Linked DNA regions of Homo sapiens: region 2 is linked to region 1. A link is an interaction called in ENCODE POLR2A ChIA-PET data of the cell type or tissue named here. Cell type or tissue: GM12878. All regions are shown on one strand.

The links. Peaks named below come from ENCODE experiments on the same cell type or tissue, not always from the same donor. Only the 100,000 strongest peaks of a DNase experiment are listed, where the experiment ranks them.
Region 2: POLR2A ChIA-PET joins it to region 1 with 5 read pairs; 2 of 35 experiments call an interaction of 5 or more read pairs at or near these places.

What each region holds. Positions count from the first base shown.
Region 1 is chr2:57,883,876-57,888,875 of GRCh38, reverse strand. LOC124907769 (a long non-coding RNA gene) reads left to right here and starts at 2,218. Exons shown (of 2, transcript XR_007086324.1): 1 at 2,218-2,370; 2 at 3,669-3,798. In GM12878, no CTCF peak of the experiment used is centred here; no DNase peak of the experiment used is centred here; H3K4me3 peaks cover 1,313 bases; H3K27ac peaks cover 2,460 bases.
Region 2 is chr2:58,074,663-58,079,662 of GRCh38, reverse strand. The region is part of intron 2 of VRK2 (VRK serine/threonine kinase 2); the gene reads right to left. Among named protein-coding and RNA genes, the nearest start is that of VRK2, 30 kb to the right of the region's middle. In GM12878, no CTCF peak of the experiment used is centred here; no DNase peak of the experiment used is centred here.

The sequences.
Region 1 (5,000 bases):
GGATACATAGCCAGCAAGATAAAACAAAGAGAGAAAGTTAATGTGAGGTTTAAGTGGACCTCCCAAATCAAAGTTGTGACTTGAAAGTAAGACTTTTGAGTTCTAACTTCTTAAATCCTGGTTTAATGTGGTCTCTTTGGATGTGAACCTCTACCATGACTTCCTGCAGTCGTATTGAGGTGGTGGTGGCCTTTTCTTCCTTTTGTACTAAGCACATAGATCTGTGAAACCACTGGCGCCTCTTGTCTAAGGAGTCAAGGTCTAGAGGTGTCTGTAGCTGGGGAAGGAGCCTTCAGCTGCTCTGCTCTTCGCAGTCAGACATTGCCTCCCTGAAGATTCAGAGTCCAGGTTCTTGGTTCAACAATTCTACTTCTCTAGTTCTGAGATTGATAATGAACAAGTGCTGCAATAAAAAATGCCAACATACTTGAGAATATTCTTAATGAAATCAGTTTCACAGGCTTTTGTAGAGAAGTACTGAAGCTGGGGAGGGGAGACAGAGCTAGCCAAAATATTTCTAGGTAGAGCTGTGGGAGCTTTATATCCGAAGGTGCAGAACTGAAGAGACATGATTGAGAGATAAAGGAGCAGGAAGAGACAACCTTTACTAGTAATTGCAGAGACAGTCTAAATAAAGTAGCAATTAATAAGCCAAATGATAAAATGATTGATCTAGAGCTTTCTCTCTAGCTTTCTTTTTTTAAGGAAACACAAGCAAACTTCAAATGTTCACTCCCATTTTATATGACACATCCTGCTCCTTGCTGATAGCCTTATGTGTGGAACCTCTAAAGCTGTACCTTGCCAAATGTTAACTAACAGTGTATGCTGAAACCTCATTATGAAAGGGGTATAATAAGAAAATAAGGAATATTGCAACCAGCTGTAACCTATAACATTCTAGTAACTATCTTGTTATAAGAGATAAACCCTGATTACTAAATTCCAACACTTTGTAATACCTCAGAGGAAAAAAATAAAAGATAGCAGTTTTTCTTGCACTTGTTTTTCTTTATATTAGATTATTAGATTCTATATTATCTTAGAGTTCTAGGTTTAACTATCTGATTTTTTAAAGTACTGGAGAAAAGATCAATTTATCTCCACCCCCTAACATATTACTTGAATATATACTAGTATTTGTGATACTTCCTTACAAAGGAATTAATACTTCCCTATGCAAGTATTAATGACATTTTTTAGAGAAAAGGAAAGAGTAGTAAGTCATCTCTTGGATCTAAAACAAATGTAAACCACCTCAAAGCTTTTTTCTTAGAAGAAACCTCATGCGATGTGCACCATATCAAGATTATAGACACAGAATTATACCGCACTCTTTTTTATTTAAATCCAGGTGTAATTTGTGAAACCTTTCTGCTTCATTCTAGAAATGAAACTCTAGCATTGCCTTCATGTTGGGCTCTGATCAGTTTGGTTTTTCAGATACACCAAGGGGCTTTTATTTCATATCTTTGTGAAATTGACTAGTTTCTAAAGTTATTCTTCTATTATAATTTAACACATTAAGAGAATAGAAAAAAGAGAGATAGTGTGGTATTATTTTATTACTACATAAAACTCCACTGTCAGAATGGAAAATATAGGAAAAGCTTGGCACACAGATGGCTAAAAAGTTAAAGCTGAGTAAATGATCAGAGAGAGAAAAACAGAACAGTATTGAGTCTATGTTCCTCCATATTATTTTGTATGCATATCTTTGAATTTGAAATTCAAATAAGGAATATATATATATATGTAATTGCAAACAATTTTTTGATAAACAAGTAGGCCAGATATCCAAATGAGAAGATGCCGTTTTGCCCTCTCATTCCATTTGATAACAGAAGCCCTTGTGTCACCTTATGTTATAGGAATGGAATTATAGGGATTAATATGAACAAAGTTAACCCCTTTTAACTTACTATCGCATAATGTTTTCAGCTTCCATGCCATGAGGATTCTGGGCAGTGCAGGGTGGGGGAGATTGGAGGGGTGCAGAGGAAAGGAAGATGTGAAGGGAGAGGAATAATAGAAACCTTTTTAATATATTGATGTGAAATGAGAAGTAATTCAGAAATGCAATTTAGTGATGACCTCTCCTCTGGGTGGATATGAAAAGCAGCCTTGTTTTCTTTTATAAAGAAATGCTGGCATGCTTGACTTTAGTGAATCAAGAGAATTGTTTGGCAAATAACAGTGATGGTGTGTGTCCTTGTCAGAACACCTGCTGTATTCTCCCAGCAAACGCTGGGGCCACGGCGTCTCTCCTCTAATGACACCTCATCAATCCGCTCCTATCAATGTCCCAGCCATGGAGGTGACTTCGAGTGCTCAGAAGCCTTAGAAAATGTCAACGTTTTGGGAGAAAAGGTCAGTCACAGCTTCCCCCCCACCTCCCCTGCCAAGCCACCGTGGGCCTGGCGTTCATTATCCTAATTAAATCCAGCAGCTGAACATCTTCTTATCTGTAGGGGAGGAGAGCACGGGCATGATGCAATAGGATTGATTTGCATATCCAAAGTTAATTAGTGCGGAGGAGCAGGTGTACAGTAATAATAATTATCACACATGACAATCACCTGTGACCACTTCCCCGCGCCCCTTCCGGGATTCAGCACAGTGATTGCTGGCTGGTTTTTTCCTTGCTTGATACCCATCCTGAGCTGTTTATGTCCTTGTGCCTCTCTTCACAAACCTGCTGTGAGTAGATTGTCTGTTCCTTAACAGGCGCTGTATTTTTCTCTAAAGGTATATTTTCCCCTGTTTCATTTGGAGGGAGAGACTATTGTAAGGCAGCTATTTTCAATTTTGTTTGCTGAAGTTGTCATATCCTGTTGGAGCCTGGGTATTTATTTTTAGATTACATGTAAGTGGATAAGGAAAAAAAAATGCTCAGGATCATAATTTGAAAATCCCACTTTGCATCATTTGAAGATTCTATCTTGAGCATATGCTGGGAAATCAGTCTGATCCAAAATAAACTTATTAGGCAACAGACACATGAAACCAAGTGACAATTTGATGTTTGCCACAAGATTATCCATGCCAGTTTGAAGAGGGCAGAGGGAGCTGAATACAGAACTTGAATCTTCCTAGTCTGTGGACAGTGCAGTAGAATGCAGGCTGCTGATGCTCACTGGACACAAACCTGAAGAAACTGAAAAAGATTTGGGTGGGTTGTTTAGGATCTGAAGAATCCAGGGTAAACAAACAATCAAACACTAGCATGATACTCCAGTAGGAAGACGTCAAATTGTAGCCTTGAAGCAAATTCAGTGCAGCTTGCAGGATGGCTCTCATGATGCCTTCATCACAGAAAGCTTAGATAGATTACACTCTTTGGATTTAGTTTGCACATAAATGTGTAGGTTGTGCATGTTGAAAAGTGTTTTCTCTGTCAAATGAGGGTAATTTTTTCAAATTAAGCCAAAAAGCATGCCCTGGAAATTGGATGTGCCTTTACAGAAATGAATTATTGCTGTATGTTATACAGGAATTTAACAGTCACAATGGTAGGCTAATAAGTAGGTAAGAACAGAATATTAAATACAAAGAAATTTTTGTGGGTAAAAGGGAGGCATTAATGTTAAATTAGCTATGAAACTGTGAGTGTTTTTAATTTTTTTTTTTTCATTTTGACTTTTGTCTCTTTCACTTTTATTTGTCAGGGTACACTTTTGCCAATCAAGTCAAGTATAACAGGTAGGCCTCCCTTTCACACAGCTTTAATGATAAGTGACAGAGTCGGCAAAAGGCATTCAACTGCCTGCAGAATGCATTAAAAATTTAAAACTTTACTTATCAGTCTTTTATTAAAACTTTTTGTAATTGTACAAAATTATTCCCCCACTGGGTTACCTTTCAATATGGAGTACAATTATATTTCTGACACAAAATAATTATAATTTTAAAAAGCTATAAGAAAAAAGTATTATTTTTTAAAGCAAAATCCATCCATTTTACATCCATGAAGAGGTATTGCAATGAAAAGTTAAGCAATTGCTGAGCCAAAACTCCAGTTGTGAACATTTAACTTTCAGTACTAGACAGCTAGGTGGAAATCTAGAAATGTAAAAGAATTATGGCTTATGGTCAAAGACTTCCTAGTCCTTGTTTGTTTATTAAGATAATAACTTTTATGTAGTATACCTTTAATCTATCCATGTTAGTGTAGCTAAAATGCCACATCTAAATTCTTTCCAACAGGATAAAAACCATTAGTAACTGTGTTTTGGAGAATTATCTGTGTTTTTTCTACATGCCTGACATCATCTTATGTAAAGATTTTAAATTCGAGAGCTACTAGCCCTGGACAGTGCATGGGCAGAGCAACATTCTAATAATTCCCAAATCTCCACTATGGTCATCTGGTCTTTTATCTAAAATTCTATTGAGCAAGTTTCCAGAAAAACAGGTGTCCTGTGTACATTCTCCTAAGAGATAGAGATCAACACATATTCTCTTGGGCATGTTTGTGTATAAGTTGTTATAGTTGAAACTCTGGGAAATATGGAGATGAATTCATATTTCAACTAGGGGCTGTTGGAATCAGCTCAAATGTCCATAAAAGCTGACACTACTACACTTTCTTAGCTTACACCCTGATGGCACATCCTTTTTGAATACAAGGAATACTTACTATGTATTTACTAAGAACTCAGCATGATATTAGGCAATTGCACTTAAATCCAAAGATTTTCAAGTCTTGTTCAAATCTGTTCTTGTCTTCAACTAGCTCACAATTTAGAAGGAAAATTAGATATGTGAAAACCAAACTATAATTCTATGTGAAAAATTCCAGGACTCTTCTAAGTGAGGAGTGTGCCATGATCCATTTGTTGTCAGAAAATACTGGAACTTGTATGTGTATTTATCTTTCATGCTATTATTTTAAATTTCTCTTTTTGTACTTCATGTACACAGCATAAATATATAAATTGGGGATCTAAAAACTTAAATTCAAAATTTAAATGATCTTCTACATGGAATACGTTTATATC
Region 2 (5,000 bases), 190 kb before region 1:
AAAGTAATCATGACTGCTTTTGTGCCATCCTAATACTAATGAACTGTAACCCATAGGAAAAAAAATCCATTGTCTACTGATTTAAGTAAATAAATAAACAAATAAATGAGAGAGTTGATACAGCTCTTTCCTGCAGCTGAAATAAATTAATAAATATAAATTAAGATATGTAGAAGAAATGATAAAAATAGAAAATCATCATTTGGCAAATGTCACAGTAATAATTGGGGCAAGTAATAATTGGGGCAAGTCGTTAATAGATATTAAAACAGATAGGCAAATGGATGATTAAAAGCAACATAATGCAAATACATTCAATGTCTTCCCACAAGACACTTATTAATTGTAAATGGAAAATAATGAATTTATGGCAGGCTAACCTGGCAAATATCACTTTAATTATTAAAAGGGATCAAAGTTAATGTCACTAATAATGATATACAATAAATCATGCACCTACTGATAGTACTGGGAGAAGCAAAATATCATTTCTATGATATTCTTACTAAATAACACATAATCTGAATTTAAAGCAAACCCAAATTGAAGGACATTCTACAAAATACTAGCTGGTACTCTTCAAAAGTGTCAACCTCTTTGCAAATCACCTAAGAGGTAAATATACAGAATATATAAATAACTCCTATAACCCAACATCAACAAAAGTCCAGTTTAAAAATGGGCAAAATCAGCTCAGTGCAGTGGCTCATGCCTGTAATCCAAGCACTTGGGAGGCCGAGGCAGGCAGACTGCCTGAGCCCAGGAGTTTAAGACCAGTTTGGGCAACACAGAGTTACCCTTTCTCTAAAATAATAAAAAATGGGCAAAATACTTGAACAGCTATTTCTCTAAAGATACATACGAGTGGCCAACTTGCATATGAAAACATGCTCAACACCACTAATCATTAGAAAAACGCAAATCAAAACCACAATATCACCCCCTATCCATTAGGATGGCTACTATAAAAACAAACAAAATTTGTTTTAAATTTTGAAAATAACAGATGCTGGCAAGGATGCACAGAAATTGGAACTCTTGTGCACCGTTGATGGGATCATAAAATTACCCCATCACTATAAAAAATGGTATGGCGGCTCCTCAAAAAAATAAATAAAATTACCATATGATCTAGCAATCCCATTTCTGGGTATGTATTGAAAATAATTAAAAGTAAGATCCTGAAGAAATACATGCACACCCATGCTCATAGCAGCATTACAGACAATTAGCCAAAAGTAGAAGCAACCCAAATGGCCATGGACAGATAATTAAACAAAAGGTGGCATATACTTGGAATGGAACATTAATCAACCTTTAAAAAGAAGGAAATCATGTCACATGCTACAACATAAATGAACCTTGAGGACATTAGGCTAAGTAAAATAAGCCACACCACACACAAAAAGACAAATACTATATGATTCTACATTTATGAGGTATCTAGAGTAGTTAAATTCATAGAAACAAAAAAGTAGAATGCTGGTTTCCAGGTGCTGGGAAAAGAGGAAAATGGAGAATTACTGTTTAATGAATATAGAGTTTCAGTACTGCAAAATGGGAACATTCTGGAGATCTGCTGCACAACAATGTGAATATACTTAACACTACTGAACTGTATATACAAACACAGTTTTAAAAATTCTGCAGCCTTACGGGCTACCAAAGACAAGGATTCTGAAAGAGGGCAAGCTAAGAAGCTATCACATTGGCCTGAGAAGAAAAAGAGTTCTGTCCAAGAAATGACAAAACTATGTTGCCAGCTATCTCTTTGCTGGAAGTATAGAGACATCTAGGGAGTTAACAATACTTAGACAAATTTCCATGCATGAAGAAGGAAGAGCAACAGAATTCTACATGGTATTGTTGGCCTTATCCCACTAACAACAGAACTCTACAGTAAATTGTGGCAGTACGCACATTATTTTTCAATAGGAAGAAGAATCACTAGGATAAGTTCAAGAGAACTGCCAGAGAGGGTATGGAAGGATGTGATGAAGTGAGAAGTCTCCCAGAAAATTACTATGCTTTGATTATTATGGAAATATCTTTAGTTTAAGAGTGGTCACTTTTGGGGGCCAGATGACACTTCTAATCCCATTTAAACACCCAAAAATATATTTAAAGAAGGTTAAAAAAAAAATGGAGGAGACGCTTAGAGGTATAGGTTCTTTGCAGCCTAGTCTAACTTTTTCTAAGAGACAGAAGAATAACTCACCTACACAGATTGTGGGTAGGGGGCAGGAATTCTTCAGATAAGACTGGTCAATCAATTAGGATTTAGGAAAAATATCCTGAGACAACAAAGGCCTAGGATCAATTCAACAAATTAAGAATCCGAGGACTTGTGTGGAGGAAATCATGATTCAATGAACTGATAGGGTGTTCTAGGTTCTACACAATGTTTGTCCTTTGTATTTCAAGTTCTGCTTACACTAAGGTATTTAAAGCCTATAAAGAAAATATTTCAATAAATAATTTAGAGGAGAAAAAAAAGAGCGCTAAGCTCATAAAAGACAAAAAAAGATTGAAGAATTTTCCCAAAGGGAGTTACAGAGACAATGATAACTACACATATTGTGTCATCTTGGATTTTGAACCAAAAAAGGACATTAGTAGGAGAACTGGCAAAATTTTAATGAAGTATATAAATAGGTTAATAGTATTGTATCAATGCTAATTTTCTGGTGTTGATAACTATGTAATGTACTATGTGCTATTTTATAATATATCACCATTTAGGGCAGTCGAGTAGAGAATATGGAAACATTCTTTTTTTGCAAGCTCTTTAAAATTTAAAAATTAAAAGTTACAAAATAAAATTTTAAAGTATAAAAACAAACAAAATAGGTGATATTCAAGATTTCTCTTTAAAAAGGTAACAATCCTCTTACAAAATTGTGCGAGTACTGGAAAGAGAGCAAAACCATAGATGTGCATGAGATTTTGAAAAAAACTAATGATAAACACTATCATCTGTAAACTTAAAAACTTAGAAAAAATGACAATTTCCTAGAAAAAAATATAATTTACCAAAATAATTCAAAAAATAAAAAACCTAAATAGAAATATAATCATTAAAGGAAACAAATCAGTATTTCAAAAAAATGTAGACAGTCCTCAACTTACAATGGTCAACAGGGTTTTTCTACTTTACAATGGTGAAAAAGCACTGTGCATTCAGTAGAAATCATACTTCGAATTTTTAAATTTTGAACTTTTCTCAAGCTAGTGATATGAGGTATGATACTCTTACAAGAGATACTCAACACTTTATTAGAAAATAGGCTTTGTGTTAGATGATTTTGCCCAATTGTAGGCTAATAAAAGTGTTCTGAGCACATTTAAGGTAGGCTAGGGTAAACTATGATGTTTAGTAGGCTAGATGTATTAAATGCCTTACTGACTTACAATAATTTCAATTTATGATGGACTTATGAGGACATAACCCCACTGTAAGGAGCATCTGTACAGATAAGATGGAGTAGGAACACTCAACTGTAGCTCTCCCACTGAAAACAGCTATAAAATATAGACCAAAAAAAAAAAAAAAAAAGAAGACAGTAGCTATTAGAAGGCTCTTAAAAAGTAAAGAGAGGTTTCCACTCAACATATTAAGAGCTTGGAGGTCCTTACTCCTGTCTTCTTAAGGGGGAGAAAAAAGAAAAAAACTGAACAATCTGAAAATCAACAGCTTTTCTTTAATCCATCAGAGAACTGAGGTTACAAGGCAAATCAGTGCCCAAAAACTGGAAAGACAAGTGAATACAGAGAATCACATCTTATTGGGGCAGAGTTTTACTATAAGCCCTCCATGTTCTCACAGTGAATATCAGAAAAATCTCCTGTTTCCAGCAGGGGAAGGGAAACTACTTTGCCAGAACCTAATCAACATGGGAGAAGAAAAATAACCACTCCAGCCTCTTCTAGCTTTCCTATCTCACCTAAGTAGGGTACAGGAAGCTGAGAAATACTGGTGAAGGTCACATCCTGGGGCATAGGCCCCCCACCAAAAAAATAGGTTTATACTTATCATTAGGTAAATCCAAATCAAAAACACAAGATACCATCTTGTACCAGTCAGGATGACTATTATTAAAAAGTCAAAAAACAATAGATGTTGGCGAGGTTTCAGAGATAAGGGAACATTTATACACTGCTGGTGGGAATGCAAATCAGTTCAGCCATTGTGGAAAACAGTTGAAAGACTCTCGAAGAACTTAAAATAGAAATACTATTCAACCCAGCAATCCCATTGTTGAGTATATACCCAAAAGAATATAAATTGCTTTACCAAAAAGACCCATGCACATGAATGTTCATTGCAGCACCATTCACAATAGCAAAGATCAACCTAGATGTCCATCAATGGTGAACTATATAAAGAAAGTGTGGTACATATACACTACGGAATACTACACAGCCATAAAAAAGAATCAGATCGTGTCCTTTGCCGCAACATGGATGGAGCTGGAGGCCATTGTCCTAAGCAAATTAACACAGGAATAGAAAACTAGATACTGCATGTCCTCACTTATAAGCAGAAGGAAAACACTGAGTACACATGGACACAAAGAAGGGAACAAAAGACAACGGCGCCTACTTAAGGGTATAGGGTAGGAGAAGGGTGAGCACTGAAAAACTACCTAATATGCTGATTACCTAGGTGACAAAATTATCCGTATACCAAACTCCCATGACGCACAATTTACCCATGTAACAAACCTGCCATGTACCACTTGAACTTAAAATAAAATAGGAAAGAAACTAAATAATAAAAATAAAAAGCAGATTTAGTCGTAAGATTATAAAAGGTCTCATATTCTCCCACACCTTACCAGCACATCAACAGTAGACCCACCTTGCAAGAAATGTTTTTAAAAAGCTCTTGAGAGTGAAGGAAAATAATATACCTGTTATTACTCACATCTGCAAAAGAAATGAACCGTGCCAGAGAGGAAATAAATGAAGGTAAAATAAAAGCTTATTTTTTTATTTTA